Regions from separate parts of the Homo sapiens genome. Here region 2 is linked to region 1. The links are chromatin loops, found by intact Hi-C in ENCODE. Cell type or tissue: IMR-90. All regions are shown on one strand. Links, peaks and the distances in the headings refer to the core of each region. The heading gives the core; the rest is flanking DNA.

Evidence for each region. A loop is a pair of places that touch in the nucleus more often than their neighbours do. Peaks named below come from ENCODE experiments on the same cell type or tissue, not always from the same donor. Only the 100,000 strongest peaks of a DNase experiment are listed, where the experiment ranks them.
Region 2: it touches region 1 in a loop (2.0-fold over the local background); 8 of 110 quality-filtered maps call a loop at or near these places.

The regions. Positions count from the first base shown.
Region 1 is chr17:47,718,490-47,726,688 of GRCh38, reverse strand. No RefSeq gene overlaps it. Among named protein-coding and RNA genes, the nearest start is that of TBX21, 11 kb to the left of the region's middle. In IMR-90, for the core only: no CTCF peak of the experiment used is centred there; a DNase peak (open chromatin) is centred at 7,068; H3K27me3 peaks cover 1,879 bases.
Region 2 is chr17:47,775,513-47,778,012 of GRCh38, reverse strand. No RefSeq gene overlaps it. Among named protein-coding and RNA genes, the nearest start is that of TBX21, 44 kb to the right of the region's middle. RefSeq lists an enhancer at 1-48. In IMR-90, for the core only: a CTCF peak has its summit at 1,239 (motif pointing left); no DNase peak of the experiment used is centred there; H3K27me3 peaks cover 1,801 bases.

The DNA.
Region 1 (8,199 bases), core at 5,700-8,199:
GTCTGTCTCTGCATCTTCATGTCACTGTCCGTGTCTCCAGGGCTATCCAGCGCTCCATGTATCTCCTGCATGTCTATCTGTCCATCTGGGACTAGGCCTCATCTGTGAGTTGGCTCTGGCCTTCCTGTGTCTGGCCTAGAGCTTTTTGCCTTGTCCACCTGGTTAATGTCTCAGGGTGCGGGTGAGACAGAGCAGACTTACGGACTTGGTTAGGGATGAATGAGAGAGGAAGAGGGAAAAGGGCATGGGTGGTATTGGGGGAAAGAGTCCCATTCCTAAATAGTGCCTGAAGCAAGCTGCCCAGCCCTGAAATGCCAGGGTGAAGCTCTGTGTGGCCAGGGGGCAAGGGAGAGAGGGCATGGCAGGGAACACACCTGCTCAGGGCTGGCAGCGGAGTTGCACAGAAACAGAAACAGACCTAGTTGGTATGTGGGGGTGGGCCCTCTACATACCAGAAACAGGACCCAGAAACAGGTGGAAAGACAAACATGGAACTCTAGGTTCTGATTCTGGCTCCGCCACTGGCGTAGATCACCTTGGGCTAGGCCCTTTCCCTCTGTGTGTCGCAGTTTTCTGCTCTGTAAAATGAGACAGCAAGGACCATCCCCTAGAATTCTGTTAGAGAGCCAGAGTGACAGAAGACATCCCTAAACCCAGGACAGAAGACTAGTTGCCCCTTTCTGTCCCTTAAGGAGGTATCCCAAAGACCCTTATAGTACCAACAGCCTCTGTGTCTGCGATTCAGCACCACTAGGGGCAGGACAGAGGGAAGAATGGAGGTTAGACAGCAGGAAGGACTTCCTGCCAAGCAGTGGGAGGGTGAGGAGGCCCCAGCTTCTCCCAGCAGTCCTCCAGGGCCCCTCTGTCAGGGCTAGGGGTGGAGGGGCAGGAGTGGGGGGCGTTCAGCAGCTGGGTAATTAGCCATCGCTCTCAGGCCCTGCGGGGAGGGGCTGGCTGGACTGAGAAACCAACGCAAAGTGACAGGGGTGGTTTTGACACGCGGTGGAGCTGACGGGCCCAGGGGGCTGGGGGTTTGGTTTGGGGGGGAAAAATCCCATCAAATGATTAAAAAATAGGTCAGAGGGAAGAAGCCACAGCCGGCACTGGGTCCGTGGTGAGAACGCCATGTCGCTTCCCCAGGGCTGTGGGCCAGAATGGGGTGGGGGAGCTGAGGAGTGTTTGCAGTGGGCGGGTGAGCTGGGAGTGGGGGCAAGAAGGCTGCAGGCCCAGCAGCTGGCCCTCTGCTTCCCTCAACCCTGTCTCACGGGGACATTTTACCTGCAGCCCACCTCCTGGCCTTCCTGTTGTACCATCTTCCTCCTCAAAGGCAGGATGCTGCAGCTCTTCTTCTGTTCCCCCTACCCCACCCACAACATATATACAAACTCCATTCCAGAAACACTGAGGCTACTGCCGCATGTGGAAGCCCTTCTTACCTTCTCACCTAGGGATCTCCTGCGCAAAGGCAGCTTGCTGACTTATCCTACATTTCTTGCCCATCTGAACTAATTCACCTGCCACTGCATCCCCTTTGCCATCTTGCCAACTCTGCAAGGGGTCCACTTTGGCCCTCCAGCTTGTTCTCAGATTGTCCTTTTCCCTCCTTCTCTCCTTTTCTGCCTTCCCAACTTCTGCCACAAATCATAACCACAGTAGCCTGGGAAAGGCAGAGAACAAGGAGGAGTGAGGTAATAGACTCAGGAGCCTGGGACAGGTTGGTGATCTCTAAGCACTTAGAGATCTAAGTAGGTGGAGGCTGATTGACTGTGTCTGCATTGTACAGCAATTTGAGATTCCTGGTAGTGTTCCCCCGATTTAGGCAGTTTACAGCCACCTCCCACCTCCTCTACTGAAGACTGGGACATTCTTTCAGCTGTCTTCCCACAACCCCTTAAATTGCAGCTTAATCCCATTTCCTTTTCTGAGGTCACTGAAACTCATGGAGAGATTAGCACCTGAAATTTGGGAGTAGAACGGAGGCCTGGGATCCACATGCCACAACTCCCTTCCTTATAAATCCTAGGCACAGGCAGAAATCAGGCAAGCAACCAGTGTGTGAAGCAGAGGGACAAACCAGGCATTAGGCTCCCAGCAGTGCTGTCTCCAGCTGAGTGGGCACCTGGGTCCCAGCCACTGGAATGGAGGACACCCAAGGCCATGTTGGCGCGAAAATGGATTGGCTAGGTCTGACCTTGAGTTTAACCCCACTTACCACCCCAGACACAGATCCGCTCTGACACACAAGTCTGAGATTTCCCCAGGAGCCTGCTGTTTGCTGCTTGCCCCGCTCAGTTACCCAGGAAGTGTCAGAAGGCGTCCAGCCTACCTCCTCCCACCAGGGCCATGGGCAGCTGGCTGGACCGAGCTGGGCACTGAGAAGGGCCCTGGACCCACGTCTCTGGCCACAGGGGACATAAAGGTGGCATGGCTGCCCAGCATTGCCCCCTCTCCTTGCTCACCGCCATTTCTTTCCAATCACTGGCATCAGAACCTGACATTCTGTGAGTTGGGAAAGGATGGTTATGGTCAGGCAAGTTCTTAGCAACTGGACCAGTAACTGGGAGTTGAGATACTGACCTCATCACCTTGCATTTCACACACATGCACACACTGAACTAGGGCCACCCAAGACCCAGGGCCCTGCAAATAGGCAGTGGGGCATGGGGCTCCCAGGTTCCCATGCATGACCCTGGATGTTGCCAAATCTAGCTTGTACTTTGTCTCAATCCTTGACTCCCAGTGAGTTTGGAAACTGTAAAAACCCCAGTTCTTCCTAATTAACCCCCTCCTCCTATCACCACTCTGGGTTGAGGGGTAAAGGATGAGATAAGAGAATATCCCGGCCAGGCATAGTGGCTCATGCCTGTAATCCTAGCACTTTGGGAGGCCGAAGTGGGCAGATCACTTGAGATCAGGAGTTCGAAACCAGCCTGACCAACATGGTGAAACCCCATCTCTACTAAAAATACAAAAAAACCTATCTGGTCGTGGTGGTAGGTGCCTGTAATCCCACCTACTAGGGAGGCTGAGGCAGGAGAATTGCTTGGACCCGGGAGGCGGAGGTTGCAGTGAGCTGAGGCTGTACCACTGCACTCCAGCCTGGGCAACAGAGAGAGACTGTCAAAAAAAAAAAAAAAAAGAACATCCCCAGGCAACTCGTACCCTTTATTTCCTTTCTTTCTTTCTCTCTCTCTCTCTTCTTTTTTTTTTTTTTTTTTTTGGTTAAGACTAGTCAATATACCTTTGATTTCATTAGACTTCACAATGGTGTGAAGGCAACTGGGTGGGAACCATTGTTCCCATTTTACAGACAAGGAAACTGAGATATAAAAAAGTTAAGTATCAGCCAGGCACAGTGGCTCATGTCTGTAATCCCAGCACTTTGGGAGGCCGAGGCGGGAGGATCACAGGGTCAGGAGATTGAGACCATCCTGGCCAACATGGTGAAACCCCGTCTCTACTAAAAATACAAAAATTACCTGGTGTGGTGGCACGCGCCTGTAGTCCCAGCTACTCAGGAGGCTGAGGCAGGAGAATTGCTTGAACGAGGGAGTTGGAGGTTGCAGTGATCTGGGATTGTGCCACTGCACTACAGCCTGGTGACAGAGCGAGACTCCATCTCAAAAAAAAAAAAGTTAAGTACCAGCTGGGCACAGTGGCTCATGCCTGTAATCCCAGCACTTTGGGAGGCTGAGATGGGTGTATCACTGGAGGTCAGGAGTTCGAGATCAGCCTGGCCAATATGGTGAAACTCCATCTCTACTAAAAACACAAAAATTAGCCGGGCGTGATGGCACATGCCTGTAATCCCAGATACTAAGAGGCTGAGACAGGATAATTGCTTGAACCCAGGAGGCAGAGGCTGCACTGAGCCGAGATCGTGCCATTGCTCTCCAGCCTGGGCAACAGACAGAGATTCTGTCTCAAAAAAAAAAAGAAAAGTTAAATACCTTGTCAAGATCACATGGCTGGTGACCTAATGAACACTTACTGTGCACTTTCCTGAGTGGAGCCTCCCACACCTGTGTGAAGAGGACACTATCGTTCCCATTTTGCAGATGAGAAGCTGGTGCTCAGAGAGGTGACACAATTTTCCCAGGCTCTCAGTTATTTTTATCCCCTGACCCTCTCTCCTTATAAGGTACCCAACCCAACCCGGGCTGAGTCCTTCTCCTTATTCCCTCTGGAGAAAGGCAAGATGGAAGGGCCCTCTATGTCACCCAGTGAGTGTTCCCCTATGTTTTGGGAAGTCATCCTGGTGTCCTAATTGACATTACCCTTCCCTCAACCCAGGCCTCTTCTCACCTCTCCTGGTGTCCTTTCTGTCTGATGACCCTGCAGAACCCGACCCCGTTACTCAGCAAATCCCATCCTGCTGATGGGGTAGGAGTGGGGAAGCAGGGCTGAGAGACCGAAAGGGGCAGGGACTAGCTTCGTCACACAGCAGCCACTGTGGCAGTGGAGGAAGATGAGTCCAGATGGGAAGGACCCAGGAGTCCTGGTTTCCAGGTGGAGTGAGAGGCAGGAGCCTTCCTCACTTCTCCAAACTCCCTGCCCCAGGCAACGGAGCCCACTGCCAGCCATCCAAGCTGTTAGGTGTTTCTGCCTGAGGAGGGAAGGGGCCTGGGCAGCTCCTAGAATGGGAAGAGAATGCCACTGGGCATGTGCCCTGCCAGGCAGTGCTTCCGTCTTTCTGCCCACGCCTAAGTTCATCACACCTTCTGCTCTGCCCTCCTGCTAATCGAACCTGCACTCTCCTCCCTCTTGCTTTTCACCTTGGGACACGTGAGCCAGTGGCCAAGAGTGAGGCAGCAGAGCCAAGTGGAGCCACCAGCTGCCTCATCCCCTCCATGCCAGCCAGACTGCCTGGGATTCTGGGGATCCCTGTATGCCCCTGCCGCAGCCTCAGCAGTAGCTCTGTCGACAGCTCTTAGGAGCTCCTGTTCCGGGCTGGAAGTGAGGAGGGGGCTTTCCTTGACAACAAACAGGGAAATGGGGGGCCCCACGCCCTGGCCCCAGGCTCTTCTTACGATCTAACCCCCTTGGGGCAGGCCCTTCTTCTCGAAGAAACCCAGGGAAGGCTTCCAAAAAAATCACCTGAGGCAGAGTCCCTTTCTTGCCCCGGGCTATAAGTTCTTCTTCTAGTCTAACCTTGATCCCTTGCAGAGGGGTGGAAGAGGGCAGAGATGAATTGCAGTTTCTTATAAACCTGGTGGCTTCTAGTTCCCCGACGACAATACAGCGGAGGAGCCCTGTGGTTCTGGCTCTGAGTCAGGCCCCATCGCCCGGGCGTCCCCAGTGCCATCTCCCTCCGCCCCTCCCCGGACTGGAAAATCAGGCTCATGCCTCTGCCGAGAGTCAGTGCTTCCCCTCCTTCCCCTCACCATCTCGCTTTCCCCTAAAGGGAGGTGTTTCCTCGAAGCAGGGAAAAGTCAAGGGGGCAGAGACCTCACCAGCCACCGGGAGGCGGCACTCGGTAGGCACGGGCACGGGGTGGGGGTGGGGCGACCCTGCCTTCCTCTCCCTTCCCCCTCCACCCCTCCAGCCCAGCTCCCCGGCCATGCTCTTCCAGACGGCTGCATGTGTGCGTGTGCACACACACTTAAAACACGTGTGTGGTTGGTATGTAGGGGGGCCCTCTAGCCCCCCGAGGGAGAGGGCGGGTGGAGGAGGGAAGGAAGGTGTCATGCCTCTGATGTGCCTATCAGTGACACAAACTTTTTCCACACGTATGTTCTTCACACGTTCTGGGTCTGCACGTGCTCATCATGCCTCCCGAGTCACATGTCTGATCGGCGTCCCGCTCCCCCGCTTGGCATTGATCCCTGGGTATTAAGCGGATTCCCTCCGCCTCCCTGTGAGGAGACCCGCCCACCTCGGGAGGGAAGGGTTGGGAATTCAGGAGTCTCTGAGGATACCGGCACCTCCCTCTCAGAAAACTGGCTCCTCCTCCCAGCAGAGGACCCTCGGCCTGGTGGGGGCAGGTCACAGACGTGCCATGCAGACCCTCAACCTTCCCATCTGTTTGAGGGCTCAAAGAGATATCAAAACTCCACCCCTAGACCCTGGATGTAGGTGGGAGAGTTTGGGGAGGGTCTCACCCCTTGGGGAAATTGAACCCAGCCGGGGAGTGGTTAGGAAGGTCTAGGTCAGCAATCAGAAGAACTCACGTGCACCTCGCTGTCAGGGGTGGGGGGAGTATGAGGGAGCCTAAACAGAAAGTGAGCAGGACAGAGGGAGAAAGAAAGAGAGGGAAAGAGAGAAACTGAGACCACGGGCAGTCACAAAGAGAGAGGAGGGCAGCGCTGGATGTGGGCAGGACCTTCTGGATAGCCGGGCAGTGTGGTGAGGGGGCCTGCGGGTCTACAAAGTGGTTGCCTTTTCCCTTTCTTCTCTAGCATCACAGATACGCGAAAGGTCAGTGCTGAGATAATCCAAGCCTTTCATCTCAAGGAGAAATCGAGTCAGAGCAAGACGGCTCAGAGCCACTAAAAGGGAATACAGAACCCTGTAGAGCCCACCCTCCTGCCTCCCAGGTTGTGAATTTTCTAACCCCATGGGGAATCAGGAGGACCCAGCACCTGGGATGTTCAGCACAGCAGGGGCAGTTCCAGCACTCTCTGCAGCTCAAGCAGCTGGGCTGCCTAGCTGGTGCCCAGGCCCTGCCAAGGGGACCCATGATACCCAGTCCCACTAGCAGCATCAGCAGCTTAGCTACCCCGAGAACTGGGACCAGAAGAGGCATGTTGAAAGGAGACTCTTTTGATGACCCAGGCGTCCTCCACCCCAACCCCTCCCCACTCCAAGCTGCTGGGTGTGCAAGCCCAGGGATACTGCTACCTCCACCTTGGTGACCCCCCAGCTCCTGAACCCACAGACATTGCGAGACACAGTGCGCGCAGGCCCTGCCACTTGGGAACTCAGACCCTAGCAAAAGCCTCCAAAGAAAACAATGTTCTGTCTTGGCCTCTGACTCCCCTGAAAATCTGGGGGGCTAATGGGAGGGACTTTTAACCCCCTTAGTCATCCTAGGAAGCCAAGCTGAATAGCAGTGACTGATAGTCACCCGACCACAAGCCAATTTTGCGGTTTCAGTTGTTTTCAGAAGGAGCAGCAAAGCAGTGGCAGGAGGCCCTGGGCAGAGGAGTGGGCTGACTCCCGGACCCCAGCCCCTGCCCAGAGCACTCTGCCCTAGCACGACCCAGCCCAAGGCTCAGCAAGACCCAGAACTGCACCCACTTTACAGATTCACACAGACAGGGTTTGCAACAACCAGAAACAGCCTTCTGTATCCCCTCCATGTACCCCTGGCTACTTTACTGGCAAGGCTGGCTGCTTTCTGCATCCACGATGAGCCCTTTTGCTTTGCTTTTCTCTTTTGTTTTCCTTCATTTCCCCTCCTTTCTTCTTTCATATCATTTCACTTCCTTTCTCTTTCCCTCTTTCATTTTTCTTTCCTTCCCTCTTTTCTTCCTTTCCTTTCTCTTCCTTCCTTATTCCCTCCTCTCTCTCTCCTTCTCTCTCTGCCCCTGCCCCATTACATGTGTGCCTGGCAGGAATAATCTAGGAGTCACAACCAAGAGCAGAGGCCCCTGAGTCCCCCAGGTATACTCCCGAACCACATCTGTCACCTCCCTCATGAGCTACAGGGAAAGAGATCAAGATTAGCTCTAAGGGAAGCTTCCTGCTGAGTGGAGTTTGGAGTAATCTCAGAAATATAGAATGCCAAAATGTCAGAGCCGTGATGGAAATTAAACCACCTAGTCCACTGAGGAACAGAAGCACTGAGAAACCGCACAGTGTTCACAGAGTGCGGCTAGAACCAGAGGTGCTCACTCTCAGAACAGGCTCTAAACGGCTTCCTTCGCTACCCTGCAAGCTGAGAATTCCCTCCCCTTCTCACAATTTTCAGTGTAAACCAGACCCCTTGTCCTCATGACCAGACAGAAGAAGAAAGTAAAGAGGAATGGACTTGGCTCAAGGATGTGGATACAGGTCAGTGGCAGCCCAGGCACAGACAGCTACAGCATTTTGGTAACATATGGCATTGCCGTGTCCTCTTCCTCCAGGAAGCCTACTAGAATTAGGAATGAGCCTGTCACCCTCCACACCTGGTGGCCTCAGCCATGGCAGAGAGAGAAAGGATGAACGAGATGTGCCTGAGTACCAGCCACAGCTCACAGCCCTGAGTGACAGAGA
Region 2 (2,500 bases), core at 1-2,500, 57 kb before region 1:
ATGGCAGACACGGGATGGTGCTCTGTCCCAGGAACTGATGGCGAAGTAACCCTGTCTTTTAAGAGAGTGATGGTGGACCTTAGACTCCACTAAGGGTCTGCTCTGCTCCTGCCGCAACTAAACTGGTAGGTAATTTTAGGAACTATGGTTCCCATCTACAGTTGGCAGGGCCCTTATCCCCGCTCCCTTCCAAACTCTGATTCCATCATCCATGAGAGCCAATCTGCCATTGCTGGGGCTGGATGGTGTCATATCCTTCCTTACAGATGAGGAACCTGAACCTCAGCGGGGCGATGACAGTGCATGACAGAGCAGGCCTAGAACCCAGGCCTCCTGAAGAATTCAGTGCTCTTTCCTCTGCCCCTCACTCCCTCTACGCATGTGAGAGCTGGGAAAGGAGGGTGAGGGGTCAGGAGTGACTCCGCTACGTCTGGATCCCTGCGGGCTGCATCCCCACAGAGCCCAGCTTCAGGGAGGTGGCCTGGGCCTGCATTGTAGGGAGGGAGGGTTGCGTGACCTCTCTTCTGATCTTCCACCTTCTCTCCCGCTTCCTAGGTACACGCCAGAGCAGTGGCGTCCCTTGTCACTCATGAGTTCTCTGCTGAATTGGGCAGTGGGCCTAATCACCACCCTGTTCTCACCCCAATCCTCACCCTCTCTGCAGGACACAGGGATGTCTCCCATCTCCCCACCTCACTCCCATCCCACTAACAACTCTCTCCCAAAAACCAGAGGTGAGGGCCAGAGCTAGACCCACATGACCTAGCCCAGACCATGGTCAGGCTCAGGTAGCTGGGGAGGCAGGAGTGGTTGGGGAGAGGTCTGTGGCTGCTTAGGGGCCAGATCACTATGAGGGCCCAGTGGGTGAGGCTGGTGGAGGGGCCTGACTCCCAGGGGTGGGCGTGGGGGAGGGAACAGGCATAGTTTTCCACAGAGAATGTGACTTTCCCTCTCCCCAGTGTCCTGGGGGACAGGGCTAAAGGTTGGGGATATCTGTGTCTCTGCGGGATAAGAGGTGGTGTGTATTGGGGTGCACACAGCCTGAGTTAGGAGATGCTTCTATATGGGTCATTTGCCATCACTAGGCGGCACCTTCAGCCATCATCACACATTTGTGGCCTGATTCTCACTGACCTGCTTCGATAGATACCCAAGTAGAAGAAAAGGCAATGAGTCCTACGAGGCTCTTCATCATAGTGAAGTGGGTGCTTTGGGGAGATTGGGGAGCCCTCTTGTGGATGCTTGAGGAATTTCACTATGTCTTTTCCATCTTCCATGCACAGTCATGCACCGCATAATATTTGTCAAGAATGGACCGCATAAATGACAGTCGTCCCATAAGATTATAATATGGTATTTTTACTGTGCATTTTATATGTTTAGATACACAAATACTTACCATTGTGTTACAATTGCCTACAGTATTCAGTGCAGTAACATGCTGTACACGTTTGTAGCCTAGGAGCAATAGGCTATGCCGCATAGCCTAGGTGTGAAGTGGGCTATACCATCCGGGTTTGTGGAAGTACACTCTGATGTTCCCACCACAATGAAATCACCTAACGACGCATCCCTACCCGTCATTAAGGGACACATGACTGCAGTTTCATAACCATTTCCATCCCACCCCCACTCTGCTCATGGGCCCATTGAGTGGTCTCTTTATTAAGGACAAAAAGAATTCATGGGTCCCAAGATTAAGTTTCAACACAGGAAACCCTATTATTGTATATATAAGCAACTAATAGCAGTCATTATGTGCTTTAGAAATAACTCTTCTTCCTCACAAGCTACCCTGTGAGGTAACTACTTTTATCATCCCTATTTTACAGATGAGGAAATTGTGGGACAGAGAAGTTAGGTGACTTGCCTAAAGCTGCACAGCTACTCTGGATTCCAGATTCTCTGCTGTTAAGCACTCCACTATACTGCCTCCCACTGGTGTGGGAAGGCTCATACAGTAACACAGTCACAGCCAGGGACTTGAGTGCATGCAACAGAGAGAATTTTCCCAGTCCTCTTCTCTGACTTCCCCAAAGCTCCTCCAGCACCTCCCCAGGATGTCTCTGTCCTGACACATGAATGGAGGGTCAGGAGACCTCCTAGAACCTCCCCTCTCTTTTTGTCACATCTGGTGGTGGAAAATGAGGGAGGAGACTGGGCTGCTCAAAGCTCAGAGACTCTCAGGGAGAATCAGGGTACTCTAAGTTAAATGGACCCATCATCAACTGTACCAGAAGCCAGTGTAGACACGGGCTAGTCCGATGAGGTCCACAGTGTCTTTCTGCTCTCCACCCTCTTGGCATGGAGTGGGTCCTGATGGATGATCATAAGACTTGCCTCTCTTCTGAAACCTGAAACCTGGGGGTGTGCAGGGTCAGAAGAACTCCCTTTCCACCATTTTATAGAGAAGGAAATGAAGTCTCTTCCCAAGACCAGTCACAACATGTGTTTGTTGACAATATACTATGAGTGCTGGGAGACAGGGCTACAAAGGCAG